2 separate regions of the Homo sapiens genome follow, and region 2 is linked to region 1. A link is an interaction called in ENCODE POLR2A ChIA-PET data of the cell type or tissue named here. Cell type or tissue: GM12878. All regions are shown on one strand. Each heading gives the region's core, and the rest is flanking DNA. Links, peaks and the distances in the headings are about the cores only.

Evidence for each region. ChIA-PET counts read pairs that join two places held together with the same protein. Peaks named below come from ENCODE experiments on the same cell type or tissue, not always from the same donor. Only the 100,000 strongest peaks of a DNase experiment are listed, where the experiment ranks them.
Region 2: POLR2A ChIA-PET joins it to region 1 with 11 read pairs; 3 of 35 experiments call an interaction of 5 or more read pairs at or near these places.

Annotation. Positions count from the first base shown.
Region 1 is chr12:121,158,696-121,166,957 of GRCh38, forward strand. It overlaps P2RX7 (purinergic receptor P2X 7), which reads left to right. Exons shown (of 13, transcript NM_002562.6): 4 at 2,207-2,279; 5 at 3,729-3,825; 6 at 6,662-6,742; 7 at 7,363-7,492. The region is part of intron 2 of LOC105370032 (a long non-coding RNA gene); the gene reads right to left. Among named protein-coding and RNA genes, the nearest start is that of P2RX7, 30 kb to the left of the region's middle. In GM12878, for the core only: no CTCF peak of the experiment used is centred there; a DNase peak (open chromatin) is centred at 916.
Region 2 is chr12:121,056,589-121,064,986 of GRCh38, forward strand. It overlaps LOC105378258 (a long non-coding RNA gene), which reads right to left. Exons shown (of 4, transcript XR_007063492.1): 4 at 2,702-3,168. It also overlaps the pseudogene OASL2P. Among named protein-coding and RNA genes, the nearest start is that of OASL, 22 kb to the left of the region's middle. RefSeq lists enhancers at 3,414-3,503, 3,624-3,793, 3,814-3,993. In GM12878, for the core only: CTCF peaks have their summits at 3,601 (motif pointing left), 4,162 and 5,443; DNase peaks (open chromatin) are centred at 3,663 and 4,143; H3K4me3 peaks cover 972 bases; H3K27ac peaks cover 1,440 bases.

The sequences.
Region 1 (8,262 bases), core at 263-8,262:
AAAGAGAAGATTAAAACAAAACTAATGTGCTGTTTTTTAAAAAAAAAATTAGAATTCCTTTTGGAGAGCAAAATAAAACTGATTTCTCTTCTTTCCTGAGATTCATCTCCAGTTGATAATGAAAATGTAACTTTCCATGAGCCACAATGAATGATCACACATTCATTCCTTCCATGACTATCAAGACCTACTATTTGCCAGGCACTTGGGCTGCAAAGATATGACCTTGGCTCTGTATTCAAAGGGTTCATAATCTAATCTGGGGAGTCACAAGGGGAGGAGACCAACGGCATGCCATGTGACAAGGCAGCCTGGGAAATAAAGAGATCATGAGAGAGTTTGAAAACTACAAGAAACATTCATTGAGCATGTACTATGTGCTAAACCCTTTCTTTTCATAACTCACTTAATCTTCACAACAACCAGGCAAGACAATTTGTTGGCTGGGCATGATGGCTCACGCCTATAATCCCAGCACTTTGGGAGGTCGAGGCAGGCAGATCATGAGGTCAGGAGTTCAAGACCAGCCTGGCCAAGATGGGGAAACACCGTCTCTACTAAAAATACAAAAATTAGCCAGGCATGGTGGTGCGTGCCTGTAATCCCAGCTACTCAGGAGGCTGAGGCAGGAGAATTGCCTGAACTCAGGAGGTGGAGGTTACAGTGAGCCAAGATCACACCATTGCACTCTAGCCTGGTCGACAGAGCAAGACTCTGTCTCCAAAAAAAAAAAAAAAAAAAAAAAGACAAATCTGTTCACCCTGCTTTTACAGATGAACAGTGAGCTGGCCAAGGTCTCTCAGCTAGAAAATGGTGCAGCTACTGCTGAACCAGATATACCTGGGTCCAAGACCTAGGTCCTTGACCTGAATCACTGTAGAAGCCACAAATTGCACAGATGACAAAGAGCAGAGGCCATTTTCACACCTATGTCATGTTCTGGCTTCCCCAAGACTGGCCATGAAGCCTGCTCCCTAGAAAACAGGAAGAGAAATATGCATAAACCAGGGCAGCTCATTTCTCTCTTCCGTGTTCTGTCCTTCAGCCCTGAGACCCAGCTGGTCTCATTTTCTTGGGCCAGGCGAGTGTCCTGGCCAATGTCTCTCAGTTCCATGTGTCCTGCTGAGTCTCCGCACCTGTTTGCCCTGCTCAGTCCTTTCAGCCACAGGGCCACTTGGACCAAGCCACCTGTCCCCCATCCCAGCCAGCATCCCTGAAAGTGATCCCTAGCTTCCCAGACCTCTGCTTTTCCCATTTTTATTTATTTGTATTGGGATATAATTCACATACCATAAACCCCACCATTTTAAAGTGTACATACGGTTCAGTGGTTTTTAGTATAATCACAGAGTTGTGCAACCATCACCACCGTCTAATTCCAGAATATTTTCTTCCTTCTTTCTTTCTTTTTTTTTCCTTTCTTTCTTTCTTTTTCTTTCTTTCTTCCTTCCTTCCTTTCTTTCTTTTTTTAGGTGGAGTTTTGCTCTTGTCACCCAGGCTGGAGTGCAGTGACGCAATCTCAGCTCACTGCAACCTCCACCTCCCAGGTTCAAGTGATTCTCCTGCCTCAGCCCCCCTAGTAGCTGGGATTACAGGCGCACACCACCACATCTGATAATTTTTGTATTTTTAGTAGAGACGGGGTTTCACCATGTTGAGCAGGCTGGTCTCAGACTCCTGACCTCAGGTGATCTGCCCGCCTTGGCCTCCCAAAGTGCTGGGATTACAGGCGTGATAAGCCACGGCGCCCAGCCCCCAGAACATTTTCATCACCTACAAAGGAAACCCCAAATCCAGTAGCAGTCACTCCCCATTCTCCCCTTCCCCTGTCCCTGGCCACAGTCTACTTTCTGTCTCTATAGATGCCTATTCTGGACATTTCCTATAAATAGAATTGTATATGGTGTGGCCTTTTGTGTCTGTCTTCTTTCACTCAGCATCATGTTCTCCAGGTCCATCCATGTTGTAGCCTGTGTCATTGCTTCATCCTTCTTATGGCTAAATAAGATTCTGTGTATGAATGTACCACATTTTATTTGTCCATTCATCCGTCAGTGGCCACTTGCGTGGTTTCCACTTTTTTGGCGATTCTGAGTAGTGCTGCTATAAGCATTCGTGTGCACATTCTGGTGGATATCGAATCACTTCTCCACGTCTTAGTAACACACGTCACTTACTCCCCACTCTGTCATCCTTCTATCTGCAGTATCCCACCCGCAGGACGCTCTGTTCCTCTGACCGAGGTTGTAAAAAGGGATGGATGGACCCGCAGAGCAAAGGTACCTTCTGTTTCTTTTCCCGAGACCCTAGGGGTGGATGGTCTGGCATCTTGGTGACATTTGTGATGCCCAGGTCAGGTCTTCAGCCTCTGCTCTCAGCTGCCCTCTTCCACCATCACCAAGCCATAGGCGAGTCTGCCCATGCTTCGGCTCTGTCCCCAGCAGACCAGCTGCTGACTGTAAACATGACTCCAGTTTTCCAGTGAGAGAAGAAGCTCCTAAAAACCTAGCAGGTTCAGGATTCTAATCGGTAGAAAATTCACATGGCCTATAGCATCATCTGAGTATTCTAAACTTTCCCCCTGAATTTCCTCAAAGGTTGAGGACCATGAACTTTTACCCCCAGGGAACCTGGCAGCAATACCCATATTAACCTGCAGAATTTTTTTTGTTTTTTATTTTATTTTATTTTTTAAACATTTTTTGCACTGTTTTATTTTGATTTTGATTTTGATTTTATTTATATCTAAGTGCAGTGCTATTGCGATACCTGCAGAATTTCTTTATCTCACATTTTAACTTAAAAAGGCACAGGGCAGCGAGCGCAGAGGCTGGTGCCTGTAATCCCAGCACTTTGGGAGGGTGAGGCAGATGGATGCTTGAGGTCAGGGGTTCGAGAACAGCCTGGAAAACATGGTGAAACCCCGTCTCTACTAAAAATACAAAAATCAGCCAGACATGGTGGCACACGCTTATAATCCCAGCTACTTGGGAGGCTGAGACGTGAGAATCACTTGAACCTGGAAGGCAGAGGTTGCAGTGAGCCAAGATCATGCCACTGCACTCCAGCATGGGTGACAGAGCGAGACCCCTTTAAAAAAAAAAAAAAAGGCACAGGGCAATTTTAAAAATACTGCAAATAGTAAAAAAAAAAAAATCAGTGGTTATAATGCAAACACACACAAAAAGGCATATGCCCATTACTGCATTCTACTCCATACTGTATGTGTATTTGAGTTAGTATAAAAGTTATTTTAACATTGCTCACTATTTAATTAATTCTCCCTTGGAAACTGATTAATCATCCTGGCACTCCAGGAAGATGTGCCATGCTGATTTCATGGCTTTGCACATCCTGGGCAGGCTGTGTACCCCTTGAGGGACTTGTGCCCCTTTGAGAGGCCATGTTCTAGTCCATTTATACTAAGTGAGAGCATACACCTGTTCCGCTCCCCTCATGGGCACCTTTTCTTATAAAGAAACAAAAGAGCCAGCAGAATCCACAGTCTTTCTGTGTTCTCTCTGATCTTTATTATGTTTTGCTTGTTTGCCTTGCCTTGTGTTCGTTGTGGTTAGGATGGGCTTGATGGAAGCTGAAGCTGCGTGGGTTGGAAAGCCTGGTCAAAGCCTAGTCTCTCGCCCGGGTTGAGTTAATGATGTCCCTCCTGGAGAACGTCCTCTCCGCAGTTCTTTCACATCTGTGGTTCTACGATGCTTTGACCCCTATAGGAATTCAGACCGGAAGGTGTGTAGTGTATGAAGGGAACCAGAAGACCTGTGAAGTCTCTGCCTGGTGCCCCATCGAGGCAGTGGAAGAGGCCCCCCGGTGAGTCGCATGGGGAGACAGACACAGTGGCCCTCAGCGGCGACCAGATGAGGCCTTGCCGAGGCTGCTTGGGCCTTCCCCTCTCAGCACAGCCCTGCAAAGTCCTGGGTCCTACCGGCTTGGGGACCCCTGCGCTCTGGATGCACTGCTTGGCACAAACTAGTATCTCTGGGAGGGCCATGGTGGTTGGTAAACTGTTGTAACACTCCTGTACCAACTGGTAAATAGCTACTACCCTGAGCATCCTTGGGTGTCCCTGGCCCCTTCCTTCCCCCAGATCTTCCAGGGTACCCCCAGACCCCCTCCTGTAGTGCCACAGCAGGATCCCTTCTGACTTGTCAGTGTCCATACTGAGTGATCAAGGATAGGAAGGAAGGAGGGAGATGGAAGGGAAGGACGAAGCGAGGAAAGAGAAGGGGAAGGGGAGGAAAAAGCAAAAGGGGTGAGGGTAAAAGAGGGGGGGAAGGAAGTTTTCTCAGATTAAATGCTTACAATGACATACAGATTTGGTGGTCCCTTGTATTGATGCTTCGCTTCAATACACAAAGTCACAATGTTAAATCTCAGAAGCCACAAGGGCTGATGTATTTCAGCAGAGAATAGTTAGAAAGACCTGGATTCAATTCCTAGCTCTAACACCATTTTGCTGTGTGTCCTTGGGAAAATGGCTTAACCTCTCTGAGTTTCAGTGTCCTCACCTGTAAAAGCAGAATAATAATTTCACCAACTTCATAGGGCTGTTGTAAGGATTAAATGAGATGATACTTGTACAGTTATTGTAAGGTAAGCCCCATGCATGCCTGGCTTACACACACACACACACACACACACACACACGCACACACACACACACACACAATCTACCCCTAGAAGTGTGGTGGTTCTAGACCAGCACTGTCCAATTGAACTTGATGCAGTGATGGAAATTTCTGTATCTGTGCTGTCCAATAGGGCAGCTACTAGGTACATGTGGCTATTGAGTACATGAAATGCGACTACTGAATTTTTGAAAGAGATGATAGATGATAGATAGAAAGATAGATAGATAGATAAATAGATAATAGATAGATAGACAGGTAGATAGATAGATAGATAGATAGATAGATAGATAGATAGATAGATAGATAGAGTTTTGCTATGTTGCCCAGGCTGGTTTTGAACTCCTGGGCTCAAGCGATCCTCCTGCCTTGGCCTCCCAAAGTGCTGGGGTTACAGGTTTGAGCCATTGCTCCCAGCCTGAATTTTTAATTAAATTTAAATTTAAATAGCCACACATGTCTAGTGGCTACCATATTGGACAGCGCAGTTCTAGACCGATGTGATTCAGGATCATTCCCTCAGCATCGTGGGGCAAAGAGAAAACTGCCCCAAGCTGGCCTGTAGAAGGCTCAGGCGAAGGTTTCCCAATGCCGGGATGGGGGGTGCGCTCAGCAGCATCACCCCTTATGATTCTCAATCGCTAATAGCTCCACTCAGGTTCATTTCTCGGTCAGGGGCATTTCTTTGTCACAGAAGGAATCACCCAGCTCTGGGAGATACAGCAGCCTCCACTCAGGTAGTCCTTGTTCAAGACAAGCGGCCCTTGACTGACTGCAGTTTCAGTTCCAGCTCTGCTATCAACTCACTCATTAAATAAACTGCATCTCCAGTGTGCCTGCCTCTGGGCTGGATTTTGACGTGACCTGGGCAAGCAACTCCCTGAACTTCAGTTTCTCATATATTATATGAATTAGCTAAGATGGTTCGTTTAATCATTCATTCAACACATCCATCACCACGTAGTAGGTGTTAGATATTTATTTCATACGTAACTACGCATAAGAGACTTTGCTAAGTTTTAGGTAAAATACAAGTCCCAGATACGGAGCAAGTCTCAACCACTGTACATACCTGAATGTGTAATTACATCACTGTGAGAGGTGCCACAGTAAATGCCACTGGGTCTTGTGTTAGTCCATTCTCACACAAAGAACTACCTAGCCAGGTGCGGTGGCTCACGCCTGTAATCCCAACACTTTGGCAGGCTGAGGCAGGCGGATCACTTGAGGTCAGGAGTTCGATACCAGCCTGGCAAACATGGTGAAACCCCATCTCTACTAAAAAATGCATAAATTAGCCAGGTGTGGTGGCACACGCCTGTAATCCCGGCTACTCGGGAGGCTGAGGCAGGAGAGTCGCTTGAACCCGGGAGGTGGAGGTTGCAGTGACCCAAGATCGCGCCACTGCACTCCAGCCTGGGTGACAGAGTGAGACTCCATCTCAGAAAAAAATAAAAATAAAAATAAAGAACTACCTGAGACCAAATACTTTACGAAAAAAAAGAGGTTTAATTGACTCACAGCTCCACAGGCTTAACAGGAAGCCTCAGGAGACTTACAATCATGGCAGAAGGCGAAGGGGAAGCAAACACATCTTACCATGATGGAGCAGGAGGCGGGTTTCGGGGGATGTGCCGCACACTTTTAAATGATCAGATCTCGTGAGAACTCACTCACTATCACAAGAACAGCAAGGAGGAAGTCCGCCCCCATGATTCAGTCACCTCCCACCAGGCCCCTCCTCTGGCACATGGGGATTACAATTCAAGATGAGATTTGGGTGGGGACACAGAGCCAAACCATATCAGATCTCAAGAAGGGAGAAATTCTTCTTGGAGGAGCTGGAGGGGCTTTGTGGAGAGTTTCAGAATGCTTTGCCCACTAGGTTTGCTGTATCCATTTCTCTTCATGTATCCCAAAGACCAAGCCAAGAAACCAGAAGCCTCTGGTCCCACTGGCCCATGGGCTCCCTCGGTTCCCCCCGTCACTAATGGCCATTTTGCATGTCTCTCTCCCAGGCCTGCTCTCTTGAACAGTGCCGAAAACTTCACTGTGCTCATCAAGAACAATATCGACTTCCCCGGCCACAACTACACCACGTAAGTGCCCAGGCTGCCTGGCTGTCTTAGTTATCTACTGCTGAGTAATAAATTATCCCAAACCTCAGAAGCCTGAAACAACAAACGCCTATTGTCTCCCACGGTTTCTGTGGGTCAGGAATCTGGGAATGACTTTGCTGCGTGGTTCTGGCTCAAGGTCTGTCAGGTTGTAGCCAAGCTGTCAACCAGGGCTGCAGTCATTTCTAGGCTTGACTGGGGCTGGAGAACACTTTTCCAAGCTCTCACACAGTTGCTCGTGGGAGAGCTCAGTTCCTCACCACGTGAACCTCGCCCTAGACCACTTGAGTATCCTTGGTATATGGTGGCTGGCTTCTCCCAGAGCAAGTGACCCAAGAGAGACAGAGCAAGCAACCAAGAGTATAACCAAGATGGAAGCCACAGTCTTTGGGGGGAGACCCCAACACTTCTGCCATATGCCATTGGTCACACAGATCAACCCTGGTCCAGTGTGAGAGGCCACTGCCCAGGGGTCCCAGGAGGCAGTGATCATTTGGGGCTTTCATGGAACCTCTCCACCACACTGGCTCACTCCTGGGAAAGAGACAGATCTGTTTTCAATCGAGATGTTTGTTTGTTTGTTTGCTTTTAATTATGCACAGGAGAAACATCCTGCCAGGTTTAAACATCACTTGTACCTTCCACAAGACTCAGAATCCACAGTGTCCCATTTTCCGACTAGGAGACATCTTCCGAGAAACAGGCGATAATTTTTCAGATGTGGCAATTCAGGTTGGTGGTGCTTTGTACACTGGGATGTGGGGCTGTGTGTCTAGGGATGGAGGATGTCAAACAGCCAAGAGGCCGGGCCACTGGGTCTTCATAATGTGGCTCACATTTACTGAGCATTTAGTAAATCCACCCGCTACGCTAAGGACTTTACCTACCATACCTCGTCAAATCCCAAAACAATCCTTATGAGTGAGAGCTACTTGGTGTATTCCTTTCCTGTGGCTGCTGTAGCAAGTTATCAAAGCTTAGTGGCTTCAAAGAACACATATTTGCTTATGTTGCCAGAGATCAGAAGTTGGAGATGATTTTCCCTGAGCCAGGGCAGTGCTCCCTCCGGGACTTTAAGGGAGAATCCAGTTCCTCAGCTTTTCCACCTTCTGGAGCTGCATTCCTTGCATTTCTTCAAAGCCAGCAGCATAACATCTTGCCTCAGTGGCCACTTTCACTCCCTATCCTGTGTCCAATCTCCCTTTGCCTCTGTCTTACAAAGAGAGAGAGCATTTACAAGAGGGGGCATTTAAGGACCAACTGGATAATCCAGGATAATCTCCCATCTCAAGATCCTTCATTTAGGCTGGGCACGGTGGCTCATGCCTGTAATCCCAGCACTTTGGGAGGCTGAGGTGGGTGGATCACCTGAGGTCAGGAGTTCAACACCAGCCTGGCCAACATGGTGAAAGCCCATCTTTACTAAAAATACAAAAAAAAAAAAAAAATAGCCGGGCATGATTGCAGGCTCCTGTAATCCCAGCTACTCGGGAGGCTGAGAC
Region 2 (8,398 bases), core at 155-8,154, 100 kb before region 1:
AATCCCAGCACTTTGGGAGGCCGAGGCAGGAGGATCACCTGAGGTCAGGAGTTTGAGACCAGCCTGGCCAACATGGTGAAAGCCCGTCTCTACTAAAAATATAAAAAATTACCCAGGTGTGGTGGTGCATGCCTGTAATCCCAGCTACTCGGGAGGCTGAGGTAGGAGAACTGCTTGAACATGGGAGAAGGAGGTTGCAGTGAGCCGAGATCATGCCAGTGCGCTCCAGCCTGGGTGACAGAGTGAGACTCTCTCTCAAGAAAAAAAAAAAAGAAAGAAAAGAAAACTTAAAGGCCGAGTATGGTGGCTCACACCTGTAATCCCAGCCCTTTGGGAGGCCGAGGCGAGTGGATTGCCTGAGCTCAGGAGTTCAAGATCAGCCTGGGCAACATGGTGAAACCCCATCTCTACAAACACAAAAAAAGAAAAAAAAAATTAGCTAGGCGTGGTGTTGCGTGCTTGTAATCCCAGCTACTTGGGAGGCTGAGGCTGAGGCACGAGAATTGCTTGAACCTGGGAGGTGGAAGTTGCAGTAAGCCGAAATTGTGCCACCACTGAACTCCAGCCTGGGCAACAGAGCAATACTGTCTCAAAAAAAAAAAAAAGAAAAAAGAAAAAAAAAACCAGAAAGGAAGAAAACTTAGTGCTTGAAAAGCTCAAGCAAATGTTGAATTATATGCAATGTACTCCCTTCTTCCCAATACAGAAACAAAGTCCTTCTTGTTGCTTGTTTACCGATGTTTATTCAGACAGGATCTCTAGCTCTATAGATAACTTTGTTGTAGGCATTTTCTGTGCTGGTCAAAACTGGTGGAAATAGGTATTCTAGGGGCGTTTCCACCTCTGGAAATAGAGATGGTTGAGAGAGCAAGAGGAAAGGTAAAATGCATTTTTTTCTTATACAGACAAATAGTCTCCATTTGAAACACATCCCCGTAGAGGCGGGAATAGGAACTTCACGTTGTGAGTGTTTGAGATCATATGAATGGTGCGCCTCCCATCAAGACAGTGCCTTTCAATCAGTAGAAGAACTTTATTATAACATATGTTAAAGTACTTGAACACCCTCGAACCCATTCTTAAGAGAATACGCATTCTATTTCTGGTTCTGATCGGGATTCCCCTTTTCTTTGTGTTTTTGTTTTGGATCTGGAAAGCAAAGATGCTGCCAGAGCTCTGCAGCAGAGGGACCTTAGGGCACATGCAGATGTGTGGACGAGCCAGAAGCCAGAAGGGCAAAGTTGTATCTTTTTAAGCAACCATGGAAGCTCGAATTTCTGTTTTGAAGCTCAGGGTTTGCTAGTAACACTCCTGATTATTTGCCTTCGACTCCGTATTTAAAGATTCTTTTTTTGAGACACTGTCACCCAGGCTACAGTGCAGCGGCATGACCACAGCTCACTGCAGCCTCGACCTCCTGGCCTCAAGTGATCCTCCCACCTCAGCCTCCCGAGTAGCTGGGACCACAGGTGGATGCTACCATACCTGGCTAATTTTTTTGTGCTTTTTGTAGAGACAAGTTTTCGTGATGTTGCCCAGGCTGGTCTTGAGCTCCTGGGCTCAAGCAATCTGCCTACATTGGCTTCTCAAAGTGCCGGGATTACAGGCGAGAACCACTGTGCCTGGCCTGAAGATTCATTAAAGCTGCATTTCCTTCCTTTTCAGTCGTATTCTCGGCAGCCATTGCCACTCCCAGGTGAAGTCTGATTTGCTTAAGATAATGTTAGATGTCTTTCATTCTAGCAAAATAAACCAAATCTAGATTTATGGTTAAGGCATTTTTGATTTAGGGTGATATGTTAAAAGTTGAACTATAGTTTAGTACTTTCCCAGGGGAAACCATGCTATAAATACGTATTTGATTCCATGGTCAGCCTCTAACAAACCCTCTGAACCCAGAGAGTACCCTCTGATATTACCTAATTGCTAGGTAGTTTCTAACAAAATCAGTCAGCGCCATTTTATTTTTTTACTTTTTTTTTTTTTTTTTGAGATCGAGTCTCACTCTGTCACCCAGGCTGGAGTGGCGTGATCTCAGCTCACTGCAAGCTCTGCCTCCCGGGTTCACACCATTCTCCTGCCTCAGCCTCCCGAGTAGCTGGGATTACAGGCGCCTGCCACCACACCTGACTAAGTTTTTTTTTGTATTTTTATAGTAGAGACGGGGTTTCACCATGTTAGCCAGGATGGTCTCGATCTCCTGACCTCGTGTTCCGCCTGCCTTGGCCTCCCAAAGTACCGAGATTACAGGCGTGAGCCACCGCGCCCGGCCAGTCAGTGCCATTTTAGAAGGAAAATATAGATGATCTTGATGACTTTAGGGGTTAAGTGGGGCTGGTTAAAGAGGAAACAAAAGGCATAAATTTTATTTTAATTTCTTTAAAAATTTTTTTTAAATAATATATAAAAAAGTTTAAAATTTTAAATAATTGAGATGAGGTCTTGCAATGTTGCCCAGGCTGGCCTTGAACTCCTGGGTTCAAGTGATCCTCCCCACTCAGCGTCCCAAAGTGCTGGGATTACAGGTGTGAGCCACTGTGCCTGGCCAAAAGGCATAAATTTTATACAAACCTGCTACCCATAGTCCACTTGATTCCCTGGCACTTAGAGAGCTGGATCCCAAATCATCATCATCATCATCATCATCATCATCATCATCATCCAGATTTGTAGAATAGTTTACTGCTTAAGAGCACTTTTCTATGCTTTATCCCATTTATTGTTCATTAGAAACCGGTTTTAGAGAGGAAGAGACCGATGCTCAGAGAGACAAAATAACTCATCCCTTACCTATCCCACAGCCCCACAGTCCCACAGGGCAGAGCTGGGATTTGAACCCCGGGGGTTCCTGAGTGCTCACCTTTGCCATCTTCAGCACCCTGACTTCCTGGTCCAGAATCAGCTCATTATAGAAGAACTGATCCCTCAAGAACTGCTCAGTTCAATGCCCGGCATCCTTCACTTCATCCTTCCAGTCTCCCTGGGGCTGGAGGCTGTTTTACGAAGGCAGACTGGAAGGATGTTTTATGAAGACATCCAGCCTGTCCCCAGGGGTGTCATACAGGTCCTGGAAGCCTGCCATCTCTGTGGGACCAGGAATGAATCGTCTCTGCTTCTGCCCAGCCCTGTAAGGGGCAACTCCCAGCCTTTGTCCAGTAGGCCACAGAACTGCAGAAGGGCAGGGAGATGGTGTGGGTTAGAGAGAGAGTTAGCTGCCCTTTTTCTTTCTTTTTTTTTTTTTTTTTGATACAGAGTCTTGCTCTGTCACCCATGGCGTGATCTCAGCTCACCGCAACCTCTGCCTCCCGGGTTCAAGGGATTCTCCCACCTCAGCCTCCTGTGTAGCTGGGATTACAGGCACCTGACACCACGCCCGGCTAATTTTTGGTATTTTTGGTATTTTTAGTAGAAACGGGGTTTCACCATGTTGGCCAGGCTGGTCTCAAACTCCTGACCTCAGGTGATCTGCCCGCCTTGGGCTCCCAAAGTGCTGGGATTACAGGCGTGAGCCACCGACGGAAGAATCACTAAGCTTACTTTCCTCTTTTTAGGGTGCAGAGAGGGCTAGGGGGCCCTCCAGGCATCAGCTGAGCCTCCCTCTGCTGGGCTGCCTTAGTTCAGCAGCCATCTCTCCTGCCGGCTGAGAATGGAAACTGAAACTGAACTTTGTTTTGTTTGTTTGGGTTTTTTTGTTTTGTTTTGTTTTGTTTTAATTGGAAACAGAAAATTTGCTGAGCTTTGAAAGAGGAATTTTCTCTTTCCATTTGAGGTTGCCAGGAAAAAAGGCTGGAGATGGAGCCAAGTGCCCCTTGGGCTTCCTTGAGAGGAAGGTTCTCAGGCTGGGAGTTTCCCAGGGTGTCCTGGAGCTGGGCTGCCCCCACCTCTCCATCCCCTATTTCCTGCTGCAGGAGCAGACCTTGTCTCCCTACGGGAACTCAGTAGTGTCTGCCCCGGAATCAGAAGGTGCTGGCTCCTTGGGGTGAGGGGATGGGGGCTTGGGCTGAGCCCCGGGAGTCCTGGGGCCTGGGATTGACTCTTTATTTTCTAAAAGCAAAGACATACTCACCCCTTTACTACTTGTTTTGTTGCGTATATTTAGGTCTCCCCTATCCCCTCACCAATAATCCACAGGAAGGAGGTAATCTTTTAAAAAATTGTCTTTAGGGGGCGCTGTTCTCTCAAGAACTTCATTTTGAAGAGCAAACTGACAGTTTGTGGTAGACACATTGGCTTTTAAAGATCTCAACTAGCGACCAGGCGCGGTGGCTCTCGCCTGTAATCCAGCACTTTGGGAGGCCGAGGCGGGAGGATCGCTTGAGGCCAGGAGTTTGAGACCAGCCTGGCTAACATGATGAAACCTCGTCTCTACTAAAAATACAAAAAAATTAGCCAGGCGTGGTGGCAGGCGCCTGTAATCCCAGCTACTTGGGAGGCTGAGGCAGGAAAATCACTTGACCCCAGAGGCGGAGGTTGCAGTGAGCCGAGATGGCATCACTGCACTCCAGCCAGACTGTCTCAAAAAAAAAAAAAAAAAAAAAAAAAAAAAAAAAAAAGGAAAGAAAGTAAATCCCACATTGATACTGTGGAGGCCATAAGTATGCACCTATAGGATGCATTTTAAAAATGCCCTAACAACGCATAAATATGTCACTGAGGTTTGTTAAGAATGTCCAGATTTCCAGCCTGGGCAGCATAGTAAAACTCCATCTCTACAAAATATACAAAAAAATTAGCCGGGCATGTGGCATGTGCCCGTAGCTACTAGGGAGGCTGAAGTGGGAGGATCACCTGAGCCTGGGAAGTCGAGGCTGCAGTGAGCTGTGATCAAACCACTGCACTCCAGCCTGGGCAACAGAATGAGACCCTGTCTAAAAAAAATTAAAAATAAAAATGTCCAGATTCATGACAGCCTGTCTCTCACTCTGCTTAACAGAGTAAAAAATACTGAGCCCTGAAACACAGGCTTAGAAGATTCAAAAATTGCCTTGGAGAGGGAAAACCACTAAGTGGGAGATGCCTGTGAAGAGCTTGAGTTACAAAATCTTTTTGAAAACTGAAAGTGGAAAAGAGTAATATTTGTATATTACCCCATAACATATACAAATGTATAGCTGTATCTAAATAAATTAACGAAATATTGGAAGTGCATATTTGATTTCCCTTAAGCTTATGTAATTAGGGCTATGCCAACATATTTTTATTTTTCATTTATTTTTATGTTTTTCCCCATTGATCCATGTGATTCTCAAACACATTTTTATTTTCTCCCTGGCAAATATTTGTTATTAGTCCATTGGAAAAATTGATTGGATTTGGGGATCACCTTGCATTAGGGCATTTTTGGTATATGTACTCATATTTTAAAAACTGTGAATTCCAATATATATTCTTAATAGGAAACTGCGACATTTTTGTCAATTTTCCTCTCTTCCACAAGATGATGCTCCACACCCACCTAAAACAATCACCATTTGTAGTTCCTAGGATCCTAGTACAGAAGAGACAGAGGGGATCTGCTTAATCCTTGTTTTTCAGAAGGCAGACAGGAGCCCAGAGTGTTTACCAGGGCTCTTTGACATTATGGTATTGATATTAACTCCAATAGCTATACTTATCAAGCACTTCGTGTATACCAGGCTCTCTACACAGTTTATTTTATTCTTTATTTTTTTTGAGATGGGATCTGGCTCTGTCACCCAGGCTGGAGTGCGTGGCATGATCTGGGCTCACTGCAACCTCACCTCCCAGGCTCAAGTGATTCTCCCACCTCAGCCTCCTGAGTAGCTGAGACTACAAGTATGCATCACTGAGCCTGGCTAATTTTTGTACTTTTTTTTTTTGTAGAGATGGGGTTTTGCTATGCTGCCCAGGCTGGTCTCAAACTCCTGGGCTCCAGTGATCCGCCTGCCTTGACCTCCCAAAGTGCTGGGATTAGAGTCGCGAGCCTCCACACCCAGCCTCTTTTCACAGTTTAGTTCCCATAATCCCCACAAGACTCTGTGATGCAGGTTCACACCATGTTACATTATGAAGAAATCGAGTCTCAGCAAGATGATGTGGCCTGCCCAGAGTCACACACCAAAGAAGTGGACAAGCTGTGATTCAAACCCAGGTTCTCTGATTCTAAATGCCAGAGGTTTACCCACGACATTATCTTACTGCCCAAGGCACTTATTATTTATTGAGCTCCTACTACGTGCTGGGCACTGGGCGAGGCTTGGAGAATACATAAATGAATAAGGCAGCCCCATTCTACGGGCAGTTTGTTATGTGTCTTCTCTACTGGGAATCTTCAGCGTGAGAAGCACGTGGTCCCAGGGTCTAGCACATTTCTTGGCACACAATGGGGCCTCAGTTAATGTTGGCTGAATAAATGAATGAATGACACCATGTTTCCTAGGAAGCAAAAGCACTTCAATCTTGTGACTATTTTTTAGTCCATAAAACGGATAGATGGTGGAGGACAGAGAACTTCCTGGTGACCTTCTGCTTGCTTCGTCAAGGCATCTATCAAGGGTCCCCATCTTTGAGTATGGTGGCTCAACCACAGTGGACCATCCCAAAGGTCCTCTCTGGTTCTGCATTGCAGACACTCTGTGCATGGTGGTGCGGGACCTCCTTCCTGGAGGTGCTTGCTTCTTCATTTACCCCAGTGTTTCTTAACATTTTGAAGTCTTGTGAGCACCAGAGAAAATGATGAATGCAAGGGGCCCTCCCTCTAAAAAACATGTTAATGCTAATATTTTGCATGCAATTTCAGGGGCTTCCTGGACCCCAAGTTAAGAATCTCTGCTATGGGGCCGGACACGATGGCTCATGTCTGTAATCCCAGCACTTTGGGAGGTTGAGGCGGGTGGATCACTTGAGGTCAGGAGTTTGAGACCAGCCTGGCCAATATGGTGAAACCCCATCTCTACTAAAAATACAAAAGAATTAGTCAGGCGTGGTGGTGGGCGCCTGTAATCCAAGCTGCTCGGGAGGCTGAGGCAGGAGAATCGCTTGAACTGGGGAGGCAGAGGTTGCGGTGAGCCAAGATCGTGCCACTGCACTTCAGCCTGGGCGTCAGACTCTGTCTCAAAAAAATAAAAAAAGAATCTCTGGGCCGGGCGCGGTGGCTCACGCCTGTAATCCCAGCACTTTGGGAGGCCGAGGCGGGTGGATCATGAGGTCAGGAGATCGAGACCATCCTGGTTAACAAGGTGAAACCCCGTCTCTACTAAAAATACAAAAAATTAGCCGGGCGCGGTGGCGGGCGCCTGTAGTCCCAGCTACTCGGGAGGCTGAGGCAGGAGAATGGCGTGAACCCGGGAAGCGGAGCTTGCAGTGAGCCGAGATTGCGCCACTGCAGTCCGCAGTCCGGCCTGGGCGACAGAGCGAGACTCCGTCTCAAAAAAAAAAAAAAAAAAAAAGAATCTCTGCTGTGGAAGATGCTTTTTTTTATTTTTCAAAATTTTTATTAGAGATGGAGGGGCGTCTCGCTATGTTGCCCAGGCTGGAGTCAAATTCCTGGGCTCAAAGGATCTTCCTGCTTCATTCAGCCTCCTGAATAGCTGGGATTACAGTGCATGCCACCATGCTTGGCTTCTCCTGTGGAAGATTCTTGAGGACCAAAAGACATCCTAAACAAGAGTCACATCTCAAACCTTTTTATTGAATTCCTGTTTTTTGTGCATCATGCTGGGTGCTAAGGGATAGTGTAGGGAAAATCTCCAGCCTTCATATCAGTCAGAAGGGAGCCCTGGGGCAGCAGGGCATCTAGTCATCAGCCTCTCAGCTCTCAAGTCACATGTGGGACTGGGATCCGGGTGTTTCCCACCTCCCCAGTAAGCCTGCAACTTTTTCTTCCATCTGGCTCCCATTTTAGAGCCTTGCATATGTTTCTTCAAGGGAAGCCTGGATAATCCTGAATTGCCTCTAATAACCACATTCTTTTTTTTTTTAATTTTTTTTTTTTTTTTTTTTTTTGAGACAGAGTCTCGCTCTCGTTGCCCAGGCTGGAGTGCGGTGGTGGGATCTTAGCTCACTGCAACCTCTGCCTCCTGGGTTCAAATGATTCTCCTGCCCCAGACTCCTGAGCAGCTGGGATTACAGGCACAAGCCACCGCCCCTGGCTAATTTTTGTATTTTTTGTAGAGACAGGGTTTCGCCATGTTGACCAGGCTGGTCTTGAACTCCTGACCTCAGGTGATCCGCCTGCCTCGGACTCCCAAAGTACTGGGATTGCAGGTGTGAGCCACCGCGTCCGGCTGTAACCACATTCTTTAATTCTTGTTTCCAACAGGTATTCCCAGGAAGAACAAAAAGCGGTTCCACTCAGGGTTCTAAGTTCGAAGTTGCCCTCATCTCAACCATCATCAACAAAACGCCAGAATGATTTTCTTCTTCTTTTCGTTAATGG